Regions from separate parts of the Homo sapiens genome. Here region 1 is linked to region 2. Evidence: chromatin contacts called from ENCODE Hi-C data. All regions are on one chromosome and are shown on one strand. The core of a region is the stretch at or near the end of the contact, and the rest is flanking DNA. Distances in the headings are between cores, read along the strand shown.

What was found. Hi-C counts contacts between places; a loop is a spot of excess contacts on that map. Pooled maps may share reads with other maps.
Region 1: a loop to region 2 is called in a pooled map, with 13 times the contacts of the local background. The contact joins the enhancer-like site here to the promoter of GAS2L3 in region 2. A Hi-C loop is called at or near these places in 3 of 37 single-sample maps with no recorded cell type and 4 of 50 pooled maps.

Annotation. Positions count from the first base shown.
Region 1 is chr12:100,983,954-100,989,869 of GRCh38, forward strand. ANO4 (anoctamin 4) reads left to right here. Exons shown (of 28, transcript NM_001286615.2): 8 at 3,586-3,717. Among named protein-coding and RNA genes, the nearest start is that of ANO4, 190 kb to the left of the region's middle. RefSeq lists enhancers at 2,814-3,339, 4,392-4,915. Within about 2 kb of position 3,963, at least 3 of the 41 ENCODE cell types and tissues checked have a DNase peak (open chromatin) inside an H3K27ac peak, as active enhancers do.
Region 2 is chr12:100,570,469-100,576,474 of GRCh38, forward strand. GAS2L3 (growth arrest specific 2 like 3) reads left to right here and starts at 3,216. Exons shown (of 10, transcript NM_174942.3): 1 at 3,216-3,317. RefSeq lists a silencer at 3,061-3,190 and an enhancer at 3,221-3,510.

The DNA of each region.
Region 1 (5,916 bases), core at 2,713-5,212, 410 kb after region 2:
GTCGTAGTGAAGTGCACACAGCATGCACAGCCGTGTGTAATGGAACCTGGACAACATGCCTTGTCCACCTGCTTCTGCTCAGGCTCCTCAGTGAAGGCCAGTTCACACCCTCCAGCCCCCATGCCCAACCAGTGTCTCGGGGATTTTATTTATTTATTTATGACACGGAGTCTTACTCTATCTCCCAGGCTGAAGTACAATGGTGCGATCTCGGCTCACTGCAACCTCTACCTCCCAGGTTCAAGTGATTTTCCTGCCTCAACCTCCTAAGTAGCTGGGATTACAGGTGCACACCACCATGCCTGGCTAATATTTGTATTTTTAGTAGAGATGGGGTTTCACTATGTTGGCCAGGCTGGTCTCACGCCTGTAATCCCAGCACTTTGGGAGGCCAAGGCAGGCAGATCACGGGGATTTTATTTTTAAGATGTTCTTTTGAATGTGTTTCTTCCACCACAGTTTTTTAAAAAGCCCAGTTCCTTTGCTTTCCATCACTTTTATGTTAGTCCTGTGTGGTCCTTAAGAAATTATTAATAATGCTTGCTATCTGTCTGGCAGCTTCTCCAAAGCATTTCATACTCACCATGTTTTATGAGCCCACTAACCACTCTGTAAGGTCAGTAAGATGATAATGATGATAATGATGATTATTGTTACTATTACCTCTATTTTATAACCTTGGAAAAGAAGGCTCTGAAGGGTAAATAACTTGTGGAAGGTCATACAGCTGAGGCGCAAGAGAGCCACCCCAGTTACAAATCTCAGCTTCCTTTTACCATGCCAAGCAGCATCCTCTTGCCTCCTTCTTGCTTCCTCTTTTTCACATATTTCAATTAATTAATCATTTTAATTACCCTGTTCTACTCTCTTTTCATCATCTCCACATTTCAATTAAATTGTGGTGCCACAGGCTGGCTGCTGAAAGCTGCCATTTCACTCCTATAGAGTAGTTATGCCTGATTTTTTTTTTTTACAGCTTTATTTGTTTTTATCCATGCTGAGCACTGTACCCAGCTGGATTCAATTCATAGTCATCGCACACAGAGCCCAGATTCTGTGGGAATGTGAATTTTACAAAGTGTGATCTGATTAGTCCTGCAGACTGGAGATGTGTGGGAGGTAAAAGCTCTATAATAAAAAACCTTTGGGCCAATGGCCTCTTTCTTGAATGAGTTTTAAGGCAATCAAATGAAATAAAGCCAAGAGCCATGGGGAAGGCCACCATCTTAGCTGAGGAAGTCTAATTTATGTGTCCATATAAGGACTAAATCATTGAGCATAGACTAGTGATAGATGCTGGTGAAACACAATTAACTTTGAATTAAAAAGCAAAAAACAGAAATGTTAAGCGGCAAGCTGGTTGCTCAATATTTTTATTTTTGGAAAAAAGAGAAAAACAGTAATAATAGCCAGCATTTCCTGTATACCAGACAGTTCTAAAGACTTTATATATGTATTAATAAGTTCATCATCACAACTCTACGAATTGGGTATCATTATCATGCCCATTTTATAGATAAGGAAACTGAGGCTCAGCAAAGTTAAATCACTTGCCCAAGGTTTTGCTGTTAATATTAACAGAGCCAGGATTTGAATCTAGGCATTCCAGCCCCATAGTTCATGTTGTCAACCACTGTGTCATGCTGCTTCTCTAAAGCCCATCATCTCACTATATTTTAAGTATATTTCTTTTGGGGCGGAGGGTTCTCTTGGGGAGGAGGGTCCTAGAGCCACTGTGAGATTCTTTTCAGTTTGACCCTTTGGGAGTTCTGAAGAAGGACAGCCACCACCAAGCAGAGTTGGGATCATGGTGAGGCTGGAACAATGCTGAGAATAAAGGAGATAGTGAAAGAGAAGTTTACCATTATTTTTTAGTTTGGAATTGATTGGTTATATAAATAATATTATCTTCAGCTGAGAGTTTCACTGTGATGGTTAATTTTATATGTTCAACCTGGCTGGGCTAAAGGATGCCCAGATAGCTGGTAAAACATTATTTTGGGGTGCATCTGTGATAATGTTTCCAGAAGAGATTAGCATTCAAATCAGTAGACTTAGTAAAGAAGCTGATCCTCCCCAGTGCAGGTGGGTGCCATCCAACCCATTGAGTGGAACTAGAAGATGGAGGAATAGTGAATTTGCTGCTGCTTGAGCTGGGACATCTCTCTTCTTCTGCCCTTAGACATCAGTGCTCCTGGTTCTCTGGCCTTCAGACTTGGATCAGGATTTGCACGGTTAGCTCATAAGATTCTGGAGAGCAAGAAGTCCCGCAATCTGCAGTTTTTAAGAAGGAGGCCTAGGAAACCTGATGGTGTAAGTCCCATTTCCAGTGTAAAGGCCTGAGAACTAGGAAGGCCAATGTCCAAGGGCAGGAGAAGATGGATGTTCCATCTCAAGCAGACAGCAAATTCACCCTGCCTCCACTTTTTTGTCCTATTCAGGTCCTCAATGGATTAGATGGTGCCCACCTGTGTTGGTGAGGACCAACTTCTTTACTAAGTCTACAAACTCAAACACTGATCTCTTCAGGAAACAACCCCACAGACACACCTCAAAATAATGTTTACCAGCTATCTGGACATCCCTTAACTTAGCCAAGTTGACACAGTAAATTAGCCATAACATTCACTGAAAAGAATACATTGCCATGTAAATATATTGTTTTAATTAGGAAAAAAATAAAGCATGACCAAATTCCACGTGTTTTCAGTTAATAAATTTAGAAGGTATTTTTTCCAGTAGTATAGACACTTGAGGTAGTGCTATCATTTTAAAGTTTGGTGTGGTTTTTGCGCCTTCTGGTGTTTTTCTGTGAACAGTGATTGGGAACTGTTCACTTGGAAGCCAGATGTTTTCATCAGCAGAAGTCAGTGGAACCGAGGGACCAGGGAGATAGCCAGAGAGAAAACTGTAGCTGAAAACCACTTTTAGGATACTGTTGTTTTCATTGACTTGGCTTCATTAGAGTGACACATGTGTGTCACGATGCCCTAGCACCATGAGAACCATGGAGCCTGCTTAAAAAGAGATCAATGAAAGCCAAAAATCCGGCTGCCTGCTGAGAGGCTGCTCAGGGGAGGTGGGAGAGGCAGGAAGCAAATCATGGCATGGAGCTCTCTGCACAACTCCCAGGATGTGCTGCCAGCACCCCCTCCCGAAAGTTAATTACAGCTAGAGCTCTTCTCTGACCTCAGATGTTTTCCAAACACAAAATGAATTTTTTAGAACCTACAGAATGTAAGTTAAGATCTCTGCTGCTTGCTTAAGGGACTGTTGGAATCCTTTTCAGAGCTTTCCAGCCTTGTTAGGACTGCTTGGTCATTTATTATTGGCATGTGGGTGGACATCTAACTCACAGCTGCTATTTCACAAACAGTAATAATATTGAGGCCACTTGGTGAAATCAAAACAACACTAGAGTTCTGGCTGTCTTCTTTCCATCTATAAAACAAGGATATCCTGAGTGCAGTGAGAGGGCCTGGAATGTGTGGTATGATAGTTGTGGCTCTGCGGAGACCTTCCTCCTGTGTTTCAGGGCATTGCTGACATGCTGTACCCTTTGGTCTTGCCTTCCATGTACCACAGGATCGATAAACAAATAAGCAGGTTTCGGAGATGGTTACCTAAGAAGCCAATGAGGCTGGACAAGGAGACACTGCCAGACCTGGAGGAGAATGACTGCTACACTGCCCCTTTCAGCCAGCAAAGGATCCATCAGTGAGTGTTCCATGTTAAAGCCCCATCTCACTAAGGATGTGCAGCTGTGGTAGAGCCTCACCCTGCACGCCTTTGATTCCTGGGCATGAGGAAGGAACAGCATAGTGCCCTTCTCCCCTAAAAGTCTTGTGAGTGTTCATATCCCTTTTATTTCAGTCAGGGGAAGATAACTGCTGTAACCAACAATCCCTGCATCTCAGTGGCTTAAGATGATACAATGCTTGCTCATGTGTGTGTTGGGTAAATGATCTTCTCCACAGAAAGGCAGTGACCCAGGCTCTGTCATTCTCATTGCTCTGCCAACTCCCTGTGCACGGAGCCCCCTGCAGGCTCATCTGCATCTAGCCAGCAGACAGGAGGAGTGGCCTACACCTTTTCCCATTGAAAAGAGGGTTTTTTGTTTTCCGGTTTTTGTTTTATCTTGGTTCACTTCTCAGTTCCCCTTTCTTCAGCAGTTCACTGGGTTGCCTTAGGAAAAGCCACATCACCTGGCAGCCCACTTGCTGAGTCATCTGTCAGATTGTCTCAGAATGGTTATTTGTCACTTTTGACATGGGGGGAGGAAAAACAAGTTGGCTAAGTCACTGAGCCTGTGAGGAACTGCAAAAATGAAAGAGAATTTACTCTGAAGCTTCTGAGATGACAAGAAATGATGGCTGGATGCAGGGCAGGGCAGGCAGGAGGACAGAAAAGCCTGCCGTGTGCTGGAGACTGTAAACAATAGGAGAAACACAGCCTCTCAGTGGAGGCAGAGATCAGGTCAGCCCCACCTCCCTTGCAACAAGATCAGGAATTCCAGGCCCTCTTGCTCCAGCAGTAGTGACAGCCTCCATAAAAATGACTTACCTGGAGGGAAGAAAAGGGTGATGGATTTAAAAAAAAAAAAAAAAAGGTTGCTGATTTTGTGAGAAAGTAAACCAGGCTGAGTGCTGTGGCTCACATCTGTAATACCTGCACTTTGGGAGGCAGAGGCAGGCAGATCACGAGGTCAAGAGTTTGAGACCAGCCTGACCAACATGGTGAAACCCCGTCTCTACTAAAAACACAAAAATTAGCTGGGCATGGTGGTGCACACCTGTAATCCCAGCTACTCAGGAGGCTGAGGCAGGAGAATCACTTGAACCTGGGAGGCGGAGGTTGCAGTGAGCCAAGATTGTGCCATTGCACTCCAGCCTGGGTGACAGAGTGAGACTCTGTCTCAGAAAAAAAAAAAAAAAAGAAAGAAAAACAAAAAACGAAGGTAAGCCAAATGGCAGTTTTCAAGAAGTTGCAGGGAGTGCCAGGTGGGGACATATTTCAGCAACAGAAAAACGGTTAAAGTCTGTGGAGCTCTGCAGGGCAAAGGGGAAAAGAAAAATCAAAGAATAGATGTTCTGAATCAAAAATGTGTAACAGTAAGAGCAGTCTAATGCAGGGGAAGCAACTCTGTACGCCTCTGAAATAGCCGAGCTGATCCCCACAGGTCAGATTAAAGCCAACCCAGCTGCAGTATGTGAACATTTGAAAGGGTCATTGAAGCAAACATGGAATTCACAGACTGGCCTCAAAATCTTAGTTCGATCCTCAAGAGAAAGTGGGAACTGGAAGGGACATAATGTTAATTCAGAGATCAGGGTGTTTTCTTAAGAGAAAAAGACAGAAAAAAGCTGATACGTTCCCATTCTTAATTTAAACCCCTACCATGTCTCTCTTGTTCATCTTGGAAGTTTTTTAGACAATGAGTTGTTTCCCTAATTCTTCCGGAATGATGTCTGGTTTACAGGCAGGTTTTCCCTGTGCTTCTACCTGTTTATGATAGAGTTCCTAGCACAGTGCAGAAGGGTATCACCAATTTTGGATGATGGATGGATGGATACATTGATAGGTTGCTGGGTGGGTGGGTGGATGGATGGATGGATGGATGGATGGATGGATGGATGGATACATGGATAGGTCACTGGATGGATGGATAGATGGATGGATGGATGGATGGATGGATGGATGGATGGATGGATGGATACATGGATAAGTCACTGGATGGATGAGTGGATACATGGATACATCACCAGATGGATGGATGGGTGGATAGATGGATGGATATATGGATGGATGGATGGATGGATGGATGGATGGATGGATGGATGGATGGATAGATGGATGGATAGTGTATATGGATAGGTCACTGAATGGATGGTTGGGTATACACATGGATAGGTCACC
Region 2 (6,006 bases), core at 1,966-4,465:
ACTGTCCTTATATCTTTATAAGGTATAGAAATTACAAAGACAAAATAGAACAAAAAGCAAGTTATCATAAAAATGCACTGCTGACAAGATTTTAGTAAAAGGTTTAGAAATATTAAGTAGTGTGTGTTTATGTGTGTGTGTATGAGGCAGAGAATTTTTGTGTACATATCTCATATAGGATAGTTTCAAGTTTTAATAAATGGTATTCAAATGTTTAGATACATAGTATGCACATAATAAAAATAAAAAGTTGACAGCTAAGGACTCATTAAACAAGATCTGTATAACACATTTTTTTCTTAAGTTTCTGTAGAGCAGTGCACATATTTTGATGTTAGGGTTCAAGAAATCCAATGTAATACTTTAATTCAACTCAAAATTTGGCTAAATGGGGTGGTATACAAACTGCCCTTTAGTTTTAAACAGAAACACTATGACACATAGATTTGAAAAATAGGTCCTGTGAATACCTATCTATTGTGGTGATGTGAGCAGCAAAGTGTTGTGGGATTGATTTTAATATTAAAAGTGTTACTGAAACACCAGGGGTTTGGTCTAGGTCCTGCTGCTTGCAGCACAGAAAGCCAAAGACTGATATGACAAGTACTGCCAAGGAAGAAAGTTTTAATCAGGTGCTGCAGCTGAAAAGATGGGAGATCAGTCTCAACTCCATCTTCCTGACCGCTAAAATTAGGGGGTTATATAGCAGGGAAGAAATGTAGCAATGTGTAAGAAGAAAGGAACTAGAGAGGGGCAAGGAAGCAATCAGGATGAATGAAGGGCCAGGCTTTCATTGGCTGAGATGATCTGGTGAGTTTCAGTTCTTTGATACTTTTTGAGAGGTCTAGGGATCCTTTCCTAAGGAAACAACTCGGATAAAACAAATGTAAGTTTTAGGTTTTAAGACCAGAAGGGTCAATTTCTACGGTTGGGACTACTGAGTCAATTTCAAAAGTGGCAACCACTATCTGGTTTCAGGTTCATTTACCACTTAAATATCAACTCCTAGTTACCATCTTCACTCACCCACCTACCCCAGAATGTAAGCTCCATGACAGTAGGATCCCTTGTGCTTAGAATGGAGCCTGACACAGAAGATGTGTAAAATAATATTTGTTGAATTTACTTCTCAAATCTATATCTCCTACACAGACCAATTTAAACAGCTTCAGGTCTAACTTTATCTTCTGAACATCTCCACTTGCACACTCCTCTCACACTTCAAACTGAACACACTCCAAACCAAAATGCATTATTTTCCCCCACAGCCTGTTTTCCTTGTATTCTTTAGATTGGTACCATCATCAATCACATAATAACTAAGTCCAGATGAGTCAGCTTCTTAGGTATCACCAGATACCTCTTCCTCACCATCCCTTCTGAGATAATTTAGGTAACCGTCATCTTTTAATTTAAGGGATTGCCACCTGTCTTACTACCATCTTCAAACATCTGTGAAAATATTGTTTTTCCCCTAAAACACAAATCTGTTCCTACCAGTCCTTCCTTATAATCATCCCAATTGCCTGTGGGAAAGAAACTAAATTCCTCAGCATCTACCAGGCCTTTCATTTGTGTCTACTTCTCCCATCTGATCTGCCTCCCAATCTGCAGACTTCAGTCATTCAAAATGAGTATTCTCAGAACATTTCATGTACTCTCACATCTCTGGAACCTTGTCTTTGTTGCTCTCTCTGCCTGGAAATTAATTCTTATTCCCAGTTATCCCTCCCTCCTGGCAGAGTCTTAATTCATCTTTAAAAATTCAGCTCCTTTCAAACCTCTGCCATCACCCTTCAAGACTCTTAGGGGTTCCTTCTTTCATGGACCTCCACAGACTTCCATTTGGCCTTTACCATGCTGCTGAGCACTTTGAAGCCTAAGGCTGTTTTCATTTCAGTTTCTTTAGCAAGCAACAGTACATCTCATTGTTTTTGTTGAGTAAAGGAAGGAATAAATGCTAGAGAGAGATGTCATTCCAGTTCAGTGCCCACCATTCACAGATGGAGACCTGAGGCCCAGAGAGGAGACATGATTTGAGGAAGGCTAAAAGACTGAATAGGGCCGGGTGAGGTGGCTAACGCCTGTAATCCCAGCACTTTGGGAGGCCGAGGTGGGAGGATCACTGGAGCCCAGGAGTTCAAGACCAGCCTGGGCAACATGGCAAAAACCCATTTCTACAAAAAACACAAAAATTAGCCCGGTGTGGTGGCACAGGCCTGTAATCCTGGCTACTCTGGAGGCTGAGGTGGGAGGATCTCTTGAGTCCGTGAGATCAAGGCTGCAGTGAGCCGAGATCGTGCCACCGCACTCCAGCCTGGGTGACAGGGCAAGACCCTGTCTCAAAAAAAAAAAAAAAAAAAAAAAAAAAAAAAAAAGAAGGGCCTGGGCTGCAACACAGGCCTCGGGGACAAAGCCAGTGATTTTTTTAAAAAATTATTTATTTATTTATTTTATTTTTTGCTATGAAACAAGCCACATTTACAGATATAACCGACTTGGGATTGTTACACTGATGTCTAGTCTCGGCTTTATTTCAACCCTGGGAGCTAGTAAGCATCCCTTACGTTGAAGTTCATTGTTTTTTTGTTTTGTTTTGTTTTGTTTTCAGGCTCCGGTGTTTGCTGAAGAGTCAACATCCTCCTTTTGTGACTTGGGACTACAGGATTCCTCCTCATCCCTCCGCACCTGAGAAGAGGGGCCTCTCTCTGAAAGATTTCTGCTGAGGACCCCCATTCCTGCTGGGTTCCAGGCTGCGTCTCTGGAAACCGTGGCGCCCTCAGGTCAGCCAGCTCCCGAGTGGATGTGGGGTTGGGAGCGGCTCTTAACAGACCAGGATAAAACTCAGGGAAGCGCCTTCAGCTGCACCGCAACATTCCAGGACGCTCAGAAGCAATTATTACAGGCGAGGTTCATTCACCTCTCAGGCCTGTGGGAACAACAGGACGGGCTGTGGCTTTCGAACTGGCTGTCGCTGAAAGGCCAGATCGGAGGACCTGCTCTGACTGAACCACTTCGCCTTTCAGTGAACAGAGGGACTTGGCCACCGAAGCTCCGAGACGCCCGGAGGCGCAGCGCTGGACGCGCTGACAGGCGAGCGCCCACGGGTCGCGTGCTTCCCGGCAGCCCGGGGGCGGGGCCTCAGACCACGCCCCCGCCTTATGATTGGTCCCTTCGAAACAGGCGGCGGCCAGCGGCTACTGACCCTGAGGCCCAGGCGGCGGCGGCAGCGGCGGCGGTTGGTCAGGGGCGTGTTGGCCCCGCACAGATTGAGCCGAGTTGTCGCCCCGCTGGGAGAAGTGACCCTCCTGCGCCTGGTGAGTACTTCCCTGTTTGTCTTCTCTTTTCCTGGCGAACTTTTACGCGCTGTCTCGGGGCCTCCGCGCCTCAGCCTGAGGGCTCCAGGAGCCCCCCGCTCTCTGAGGCCCCGAAGCTGAGGTTTGTTGGGTCTCCCGGCTGCGGGAGCCAGTACGCTCTGCGTTTGCCTGGCTGCGGCAGTCGCGTGCTCTGATTGGCTCCTGGGGCCGTCAAGGTGACGTTGCGCCTGCCTTCACCTGTCCACCCAAGTGCGGAGAGAGGGGCGACAGGTGTGCGGGGCGGTTGGGGCTGCTGGTGTGGGCGAGCTCAGCTGGGGAGGAGGGATCCAGCCGCTACTCGCCCTGCTTTAAATCCAGAGCGGTATCAGAGCCCGAAGGTACTGTGGGATCTTCAGGGGCACCCTCATCCCTAAGCGCCTGGCACTTAGAGGGTCTGTTTTTTTCTGTTCATCATCCTCGGAAAGAATTGATGAAGTCTCTGGCCCTGCAAAGAGAAAGAGACAGACAGTTATTCTTGCCCTCTAGCAAGGTTTATAGGCTCTTCCCTGTTTTTTCTCCCAGTCCATGCAGGGTCTAGAACGCCCACATGTGCGGAACTGGGGAATAGAGCTGGAGACCCTGCGCGATGCCTTCCGCCCACAACCCTCAGTTTGGAGGACTGCCCGGGGAGAGGCTGGCAAAAGAAAGGGAAGGCTTGTAGAGTGCCTTGGAAGTCAGAGGAAAGTTTTGGAGGGCGTGCTCCTCTATGCAGTCACCCGTGGTTCCTTTCCTAATCTTTTCACACCGAGGGATTGAATGTTGTAAATTTGAGTGCTTTGTGGCATGGCATGGTGGAATAGCTGATCCCCAGTGGTTGCAAAGAGATGATTTTAGGTCAGAGCCTGGGTTTTGCTTCGCTTGTGTGAAGAGCAAAAAACAAACAAACAAAAACAACAAGAACAACAGAACCGCTTTGTGAATTGCTATCTGATCACCTGTCTTGGCACTTAAATGATTAGAAATTGAAATTCTCACCACCTCAGATTCCCTTTGGGAACAAATTGGAACTGTTTCAAATGACAGAAGTGGAAACTCTAGTGATCTGGTGTAGATGCCGATACCTGTTGTCTGACTCATCTGTTTCAAAATCTCATTAGAAACCAACTGTCATTGAACAGTAGGTGTTTGCTATCTGACATTGAATTAGAAGTAGTAATTTTTTTTTTTTTAGCGTGACAGAGTTGCTAAGCAGGGGGGCTCTGAAATCAGACTTCATTGGATATCTGACTTTAGACACATTATTTAATCCTTCTAAGCCTAAATTTCCTAGTCTGTGAAAGAAGGTTAATAATAGTTCCTACTTTATTGAGAGGATTGTTGTAAAGATTAAATGAAATTCCACGTAACTAATTTAGCACAGTGCCTGATACATAGCTATTATTATTTCTCTGCTGTTTAACTTAGACAAAAAGTTTTGAGCTCTCCCCAAAGGATGGGGAGAGGTAGAAGGTGAAGGCAGTACCAGAGATAGGGATAATTATTGTTTATTGACTAAATTATACATGTAAAGCATTTAAAACAGTATCTGACACATCATAAACACGTGGATTACTATTTATCAAACACATCATTATATATCAGGTATTGTGTTCTTTACTTATATTATTGTTAAACCTCTTAGTAATCCTAAAATGTAGTTCATGTTATCTCTATTTTTTTTTTTTTTTTTTTTTTTGAGACAGAGTCTCGCTCTGTCGCCCATGCTGGAGTGCAGTGGCGCGATCTCGGCTCACTGCAACCTCTGCCTCCCGGGTTCAAGCGATTCTCCTGCCTCAGCCTCCCGAGTAGTTGGACTCCAGGTGTGTGCCACTACGCCCAGCTGATTTTTGTATTTTGGTAGACACGGGGTTTCACCATGTTGGCCAGGATGGTCTCGATCTCTTGACGTCGTGTTCCGCCCGACTCGGCCTCCCAAAGCTCTGGGATTACAGGCATGAGTCACCGCGCCTGGCCGTTATCTCTATTTTATAGGGGACAAAACTGAAGCTCAAAGAAGGGAAATCACTTACTAGGGTTCACCTGGAATTCAGTGCAGGCTTTTTTCTGTGTTACACACCTTTATATTCCTAACATTAAGTAACTTTCCTGCACTGGATTGTCAGTGTGACCCAGATTAATTTCTGCTGTGGGTATGGGTTTATTTTGAATACATTATGAATTTTAAAATAATGAGAAATAACTTGTGATGGTAAATCAAAATTTGTGATAAAAGAATAGTGTCAACAAAATGCATGCTATTAGTAAAAAAAACAGTGATATTTTGGAGTTTTGATGTTTGGAGAATGGCCACTTCAGAAATGATGTTCCTAATTTATATTTTGATAAATAGAAATGATGTTTGGAGAATTGGCTGTTTCAAAAGTAGTATCTCCTCATTTATATTTTCTCATTTAATTTTCATTTATTCACTATGTTTTTACTAAGCTACTCTTCCTTTTTTTTTCCTATCAATTTAAGTTTGGAGATAATAGGAAAGGTTCAGTTATTTGGATAGATTACTAAAGAGCTTGCTGTTGATGATGAGGAAAGTAAGAGATTAAACTTAATATGTATTCTTATGTTTTACTTTCTTACAGTAACGTGTGTATTTTACTTCTTATTATTGGTTTTCATACTTTGATATTAGATATACCAGTACATATCTAATGAG